Linked DNA regions of Homo sapiens: region 2 is linked to region 1. Evidence: chromatin loops called from intact Hi-C (ENCODE). Cell type or tissue: ascending aorta. All regions are shown on one strand. Links, peaks and the distances in the headings refer to the core of each region. The heading gives the core; the rest is flanking DNA.

What was found. Peaks named below come from ENCODE experiments on the same cell type or tissue, not always from the same donor. Only the 100,000 strongest peaks of a DNase experiment are listed, where the experiment ranks them.
Region 2: it touches region 1 in a loop (5-fold over the local background); 1 of 110 quality-filtered maps calls a loop at or near these places.

The regions. Positions count from the first base shown.
Region 1 is chr10:115,759,895-115,764,307 of GRCh38, forward strand. The region is part of intron 27 of ATRNL1 (attractin like 1); the gene reads left to right. Among named protein-coding and RNA genes, the nearest start is that of SNORD158, 430 kb to the right of the region's middle. In ascending aorta, for the core only: no CTCF peak of the experiment used is centred there; a DNase peak (open chromatin) is centred at 2,317; H3K27ac peaks cover 1,436 bases.
Region 2 is chr10:115,400,791-115,405,203 of GRCh38, forward strand. All of the region lies in intron 20 of ATRNL1 (attractin like 1), which reads left to right. Among named protein-coding and RNA genes, the nearest start is that of ATRNL1, 310 kb to the left of the region's middle. In ascending aorta, for the core only: no CTCF peak of the experiment used is centred there; no DNase peak of the experiment used is centred there.

The DNA of each region.
Region 1 (4,413 bases), core at 192-4,191:
ATGTTGGCAGACTGATCTCGAACTCTTGACCTCATGATCTGCCCACTTCAGCCTCCCAAAGTGCTGCGATTACAAGCGTGAGCCACTGTACCCGGCCTGAGTAAATAAAACTTTCTAATTGTGAACACTTTACATTGATCTGATAAAATTTACAGAAATAAAAATGTGAATTTTAGTCAAAACAAAGAACTATATATAATATATATTTTTCCATGTGGCTCATTACATATGATTTTAATTAATACTTTCTACAAAACACTGTTCATTACTCCCCTTTCCAAAAAAAAAGACTAAACTCTTACTAAATATATTTGTGGTTTTGGTTTTAATGGTTTTGTTTTTGGTTTTACAAATACTGATTAAATGTTAGTAGGGAAGAAGTTTAGTTTTATTTTTTGCTCTAGTACATGTAATATTCTATAAATTTTATTGTGATGACATGACATTTTCCTCCTTCAAAAAGACAGCAGATGAATGAAAAATATATTTTTACGTATTCATTGGTACTGAATTTTAAATAAAAATAATTTATAACTAATTTTAAACATTCCTAAATGGTAAGTCTAGAAGACTTTTAAAAATTGAATAAAACAATTTACAGTTTAATTATATGACTTAGTAGAGCACATTATTTCCTATTATCCTATTACCCTGATTGAAAGATAAATATAAATGTTGGGTTATTGTTGGTATAATTAAGCCATTGAATTGTAAACATCTTTCTTCTGAAACAATACACACACACGTATATAAAAAACAATATTATTCTTATTAGCTATGAATAAAAAATACATTCCTATGTATATACTGGATTTCAGATGACAGAAACAGATAGAAGATAGTGTCCAATATTTTTGTTCTACTTGTTTGAAAGGTTATCAAGTAGTAAGTAATACCAGCAGAGCATGAAAATGACCAGTAATTTAAAAGTAATCAGACAAGGTATAGTTTGTTGTATTTTTAACTACAGAAGGCTGGTCAATAGCTGCACTCAATTTGCTGTTATTTCCCCATGGAAAGCCCAGTTTGTTAGCTTTAGGATAGGCGCAGTCAATAGATTCTTTTTTACTAAGAGAAATGATCCATGGGAGGTCTCCTAAGGAGTAAAGTCATGAGAAAACATAGGCAGCCTTTCATGCTGCACAACACAACTAGGGAAGTAAGACTCTGACCTATTTGAGGTAGCGTTTCAAAGACTGCACTGTTGGAGCTCTTTTTTAAAAAAATCAAATCATGTAATCAAAAGAAAGCTGAAAATAATAGCAAAAGGCTAGTTTTATTAGAAAACTTTTGTTCTATTATAATAATGCATTATGTGAAGTGCTTGGAATTGGCCTCAAATACTGTTAAAACACATATTAAAGAAGCCAATAATTACACTTTGTAAGTTTGCCTCTTTGTGGGCACCCTTTGTCATCTCCTTGTGGAATAATTTGAGAGGTGGAGGAGACACATAGACATTGGGCGAGGTAAGGAAAAAGTTACAACACACATTCCAGTGCTCTAAGACCTCATTGGACCACCTGCTGATCCAGATATGTGTATGGTGGAGACACAAAAATCATAAATAACTTCCCCCCCAGTTAAATATCGCTGCAATTAAATTCTCCATTTGAGAAAACAGGATTGAAGAGTGATGCCCTTGTTGACAGCATTTATTACTGTGGGCTCACCTACTTCCAAAAAAGAATTGAGATGACTTACAATGAAAAGGAAGGACAAAATAACAGCACATTTGCTGTTGCTGGTGGTGTTGGTGTTGGGTTTTGTTTTGTTTTGTGAGTGGTGTGTTAGAATAAACTTTGGAGTCACAGCAGCTGGATAAAAATCCTAGCTTTTTCTCTTATAAGATTTTGACTTGGGTAGGTTAATTCAGTTCTTTGAACTTTGTTTCCTTAAATAAAATCAGGCACAATAATGACTAATTCAGGATTGTGGTGAGAATTAAATGAGCTAAAATAGGTAAAACACCTAGGATACTACCCAAAACAAAGTCGGGGCTCAACAATAACCATTACTTTCCTCCCTTAAGAAGATGGAGATTTTAAGGAAGCTTACCCACAAGGGCTCTTTTCTCTTTCTCTGTCAACTTATTGTCTTTTAAGTATCTAAGATCACAATAAACATCTCCAAATTATGTAAAAAAGAAATTGGCCATTGTCAGAATTCATTATTCACCAAAGCTTCTCTGAGCACTTGCTCCATGTATGACACCTCACACATGAACTCTGGGGAATATGAGAAGTAGCTGGCATGCCCCAGCCCCAGCAGAAGGCTCTTTGCTGCTTGGAAAAAGGAATTCAAAACACTAAGTTTCCTTCTTTCTTCTGTTTCAAAAACTATTAATAGATATGTCAGTAAGCCTGAAAGTTTTATTCCTCCTGGCTCAGACTGCACTGATGACTTCTTCAGAAAGCCTGCCTGGTCTTTTGGCAGATTTGCTAGGATTTGGATGACCTCATCCATGATGGCTAAAAGTATATAGAAGGGTCAGATTAATTTAATGCAGAAAATCTAGTACATCCTAGAAAATAATGAAAAGTTCAAAATTAAGAATTCATTGATGGAACCAGTCATTTAATGTGAGAAGAAACAACACAGTAATATAGAACTCAGTATTTAAAAAATAATCAGTACTTATGAATTATTTTCTTAAGGATTAACTTAGAGAACTGAAATCTGCCATGTAATTTATCTAGATTGTAACATGATTTGGGGAGAAAGGGTACATTTACATCCCACCTAAAACTAACCTCCCATAAATAGTATATAACATTATATAAATTATAAGAATACAAATTACTCCATACTTGAGAAAGTTACTATCAATAATTTATATTGACAGATTCTAATGACATAAAAGTTTTAAATGTAACCAGTTAATCATCAACATAATTATTCTTTAATAACTTTACTTTTGAATTTCTTCAGTGGCTTAGAAAATGAAAGCATACAATTTTTCTAACTGTTGAAATATCTTTATTCATTTTTGTTTAAATTTTTGAAATGTTCTTTCTTAAGTTAAATAAAAATTATTTAGAAACACTAATAGGTAAAATATAAAGGTATATTAAAATGTGATCAGCACTTTTTATGGCATTTGTATAATATTTGATAAAATTTCAGATGGATTGGGAAGGTTTAAATAATTTATCTAAGTTGTAAAAGTTATCATGCAATAAATATACTCAGATTCTTATCAGTGAGTTTTTTTGTTTTGCGTATATATTTTACTCTATGCAGTTTGTATCAAAGGTTAAGATTCATCCATGAATTAATGTATTTATTTATTCATTCATTTATCCATCATTCAAAAATATTTATTGAACAACTCTTTTAGACCAAGATCTATGTTAAATCTGGAATTGGAAACATGAATATAACACAGGCCTTGCTCCTGAGACTCACATAATCTACTAAGGGAGAGACACAGATACTTGACCATGTGACAGTACATACATAGAGAAATGTACGTATTCTCTGTGAACAAAAAGAAAATAGAAACTAATTATGCTCAGGAGAAGTGGGGTAATTATTTCAATGAGAGGGCAGTATTTGAGCAGGATCTTGAAAAAGAAAAAAGATAAATTTCCCTAGTGAACAGAGGGCATTCCATTCAAGAGGGAACATGATCTGGTTGGCCTAGTTGTGACATGGAGCCTAAGGAAAATGATGAGAGGCAAGGAAGGGGAGTCGGGGATGGGCACAAAGATTCTGAATTCTGTAGACAGTGGGGGACTGGAGAAGACTTCTAAGCACAATCAATAAGAAAATGTGTGTGTGTCTGTTATATGTATTTAGAAAGATATCTGTGTGTGTTTGTATACACACATATCCATTAATGTATATATACAGACATATACATATGTATGTATGTATTTATATGTATTTTTGTATTTAAAAATGTATGTATGTTTAAAACTTCTATAGCATGGAAACACTTTTAGAAGAAATATTGAATTGTTTTAGTAGATACTAAATGCCTATTACATAACATTCACGTTAAAAGTTTGAAAGAAACAGAAGATGATACGGTGAAAATGAAAACTAAGCCATTCTTCTATCTCAATTTTCTAGCCACCTACTTGCCTTCCTAGAGGCAATCACTGTTTTCGGGATTTTTGTGTTTCTTTGAGGTATTGTATACAGGTACTAGTATTTGTGTTCTCTGCTTTATAGATGCAGTGTTCTTACCTTGCTAGATAATTCCATATCAGCAATTAAGGAACAACTACGTTTTTAAAAAATTAAAGACTTTATTTTTTTAGAGCAGTTTTAGGTTCACAGCAAAATTTAGAGGTAGGTACTGAGATTTCCTATATACCTCCTGCCTCTGCATGCACAGCCTTCATCATTATCAGCATCCCCACCAGAGTGACACAGTTGTTACACTTGATGAAGCTACATTGACAC
Region 2 (4,413 bases), core at 111-4,110, 360 kb before region 1:
AGGTAGATTTTTCTCCATTCCTTAGTTTTGAGGCTATGTGTGTCATTGCATGTGAAATGGGTTTCTTGAAGACAGCATACCAACGGGTCTTGGATCTTTATTCGGTTTGCCTTTCTATGTCTTTTAATTGGGGGCATTTAACCCATTTACATTTAAGGTTACCATAAAATATTTAATTTCCAACAGAATTTAACAAAGACATTGTTATGTCTTATATGCAGTAAGTGTACTAACTAAATGTATTTTGGTTGGAAAAAGATAAACATTGATTTATTAGGTTAATGGTTCTTGGTGGAGATGGAATAGCACCCCCTAGAACTTCATAGGTTTTCATAATTAATTATTCTAATAATTGGGGAGTGCTACTGGCATAAGAGGATGAATAGTCACAGCCTCTTATTAGAATGGGCACTTACAGAGACCAGGAAATAAATAAAATCTAAGTCCAAATATGTTTCATTGAGTACAGTAGATCTACAAACTCACTCTGTAGTCATTTTCCCTGTTCCTTAGTTCATAATTAAAATGGATGTATGTAGCAGCCAGCAGATGTCTCATATTGGCTTCCTGACCTGTGGAGAAAGAGCCAGTAAGGTAGAGAAGGGCCAAGAGAAAGAAACCCTTGAAACTAATTCCATTCATTCTGGACCCAGTCAAGATGGCAAATCAGAGATCTCATGTCAAGACAAATAGCAGGCTGCTGAAATGGAGAAAATGAGGGATTATGATATTCTCAAATATGAGCTGGATCCTATTTATAAGTGTAGTGCCAAAATAATTCCCTAGCTTAAAATGTGGACAGAATTGTGATAAAATCTAACAGAAAATATATTTTCTTTCTTGAAATCCTACCACATGTCAATGTATACATTCTGTTTCTGGTATGTAAAAAGACTGTAGAGACTATATCATGTCTTAGGAAACGGGACATATTTGAAAAGGAAATAGTAATATAAGAGCCAGTCAAGTCATGTTGTAGACCTCTGGAACATTATCAGAGTCCCCTGTTTAAAAACAATTGCAATCTCCCCCACAGTAATTTTACCATGTAGTTTCTACCGCATACATTTTATATTATAGCACTATGAAATTTTAACAAATGCATAGGACAGGAATAATATGATAATTTTAGTTCCTATATTATGAAATTCAGTAGTACTCATAATTTGGCACCAATTTAATATGTTTTTGTTTTTATCTCTTAAGAGGTATCTCAAATATTCTCCAGACACATTGTATACTCACAGATGTGTGTGAGCAGGATAGCTATTGGTGATGAGATTTTCTTAAATGAATATCTCTTGGTCAAATTCTGAATAATATTATAAAAGGTATATTTTCAATTTACATGATAGTTGCAGTTGTAGAAAATTCAATATGTGTTATAAATATGCAAAACTACTTTGTGTTTATATGTAAAATGGAGTTAGATTCCAGGCTGAAATATTTATGAGCACATTTTTCACCTACTTAAACATCTGCCATGTTATTCTAAAATTATATGAGATTTTGATCCCTTTTTTATTTTGTGGAATTACTTTGTATTTTTGTAGGATGTCTGCACCCCTGGTTTCTCTTTCATTCCATTCAGTAAATTCCAGTGGAACTCCATAATTATGGAAATAATGAATTGTTACTCACAAATTTATCCCCACTCACAACCATGTGCCTTAAAAATTAGTGTTTTCCCTTATCTAGCCAAAAAAAGTTTATTGTTTCACTGTTTAATATAAGAGCTCAGATCATTTTATTGATTTCTGGTGAAAAGTACATATAAATGGCACTCTTAGATATTTTGTTGGTAGATTAGTCAAAATTGATGAGTTGATTCAAAATTGTTTTACTCTCTGTTCACAGTAAATTGAAGATAAACTTCTCAAAGGCATTTGGAATTAAAAATACCATTTCCTAAGATATATGGCAATATTACTAATCAGGATCTTAATTGTGCTAATTAACTTATAACTGGCTCCCCTTTTCTGTTCCTTATACCTTTCCCATTTACTGATCTTACAACTTCTTCATAGCTACTTACTTCAGGCTTAAGACCCTGGTTCTCAGAATTAGGGCACAGAAGAATCTCCTGGGATATGGTGACTAAACTCCTGGGATGGGAGCCAAAATTCTACTTTACTAATAGTAAATTGTGAAATAAAAATTCTTGATACATTTTGAGAAATGTTGCCGTAGGAGGATCTTCCTGAACATTTTTTTTCCTCCTTGGCTTACCTTTAGGCCAGTAATATCTAAGATTATTACCCATTTTTCTCTATCTTGTTTTATCAAGTCTCTTTTGTTTGTTTGTTTTGTGAAATTGCCTTAATGATGATGCCAATGAATTCCTTTCCGTTTTAGGAAGATCAAAGTTGTGCCTTCTTTTCTAGAACAGATTCTGGCACATACTAGGGACTTTAGATTTTTAAAAATAATGTATCTTGGATCTTTATTTTTCCTAATTACTCTCATCTTTTTTTTTTTTTTTTTTTAGTCTGCTATATGGGGAAAAGTACATCTTTTCTCTATGTGACTTAATCTACATTGTTATAATAGAGACTACAGAGGAAGAATAATTTTCTGTACAGCCTGCCTGCACATAGGTTATCACCTTTATAAACACAATTGGATAAGTAACTAGTGACTATGGTCTTCAAATACTGACACTAACTTTTTTTTTGTTTGTTTTGAGACAAAGTCTAGCTCTGTCCCCCAGACTGGAGTGCAATGGCACAATCTTGGCTCACTGCAACCTCCACTCTCTGGGTTCAAGCGATTCTCATGCCTCAGCCTCCTGAGTAGCTGGACTACAGGCACTCGCCACCGCACCCGGCTAATTTTTGTATTTTTATGAGAGATGGGGTTTCATGTTGGCCAAGCTGGTCTCAAACTCCTGACCTCAAGTGATCCGTCCACCTTGGCCTACCAAAGTCCTGGGATTACAGGCATGAGCCAGTGCACCCAGCCTCCAACACTAAATATTGTTAAGATTTTTCTAGGTTGTTTTGTTGCTGTATTTGCAACTGCAGATAAGACTAATGGTTTCTTTGTGATAATGAGTTAAGCAGCCTTGATGTCTAATATATAAGATACTTGAGGAACTCTTATGCTTGCTTTATTCTGTAAACATTTATTCACTGAGAGGCTATGAGACAGTACCAAAAGCATACATCTGAAAATATCAGTTCAGAACGCATGTTACTCATGTTAAGGTTGGCCAGTATGAAACCATATATGGTTTTGTCCGATTTCTACCCTTGAGGAATATGTTTTGGTAACAAGTCTAACTTGAGCATATAACTTCCTATGTCAGGTAAATGTTTGAGTTCTTTTGGAGTATGACTTAATGAATTTAAAGCTCTTGGATTTTAGGAATGTACTTTCAAAGTTAAATGTTAGTTCTCCCATCAGTCTTTCTATACCAACACCTTGTCCCTCAAAACTATACTAGATTGAATGTCATTTAATCGCCAATTTTGAAAACATTCTGAACACAACTCAGCTGTATTTCGCAGCCTCCATTGCAGTTAGGTTGGAAGTCATGTTATTGGGCTCTGTCCGGTAGACAGAAGTAACACCCACCACTTCTAGGCCTGGCTCTTAAAAACCTCATGTGCCATACACCCTCTGTTTCCTCATTCAGCAGTTCAATGGAGAGGAAGATGAGGATCTGAAAGATTGCAGAGGCTAGGAATAGCCCAGATCCTGGAAGACTGCATGGACCAAGACCTTTTCTCCAAATCCATTCCACACTGGACAGTGTCTTCAAGCTGGAATCAAACTTATTGTATAGAACTGCTGAGATTTTAAGGTTGCTTGCTAGAGTTAGCATATTCTTCCATGAGTAATTAGTATTCCCTTAGCATCTAGCTTGACATCCTTAATTACTGTACTTTCATTTAAATAACCTTAAGGGTCCTGTTCATTAAGTGTGACTGCTGGAGTAGGTTAGTGAACAGTGTGGTGGTATTTAGGTTTAATTTGTTCTTTAATCCCCATTCATCTCTTAAAACTTGCAAAAACCTCCCAGCTTTTTTTTTTTTTTTTTAAATCAAAGCTGTTCTCATTTAAAGCTATTGTTTGGGAGACTAGTATAGTCCATGATTTCCAACTTGATTATTACATTCACATAAGGCATAAAAGTTAAATGGCTTTATTTAACTCTAGATGGTCAGAATGGTTCCCAATACATGATAGAATTGTTGGAATTGCTAATAAAAAAGAAAAGTGCACAGTAAAGAACAGAGTATCAAGTTAAGATTTAGGATATACTACCTACAAGTTGGAAGAAATTAGAAAAAGAAACAAATGTGTATGTCAAAGAAAGAGACAGCACTTTAAGCATTTATTTTACTTTGATCAGTCTTCTATATATTTATTATTAAGTTATCTTGAAATATCAGGGGATGAAATAAATAG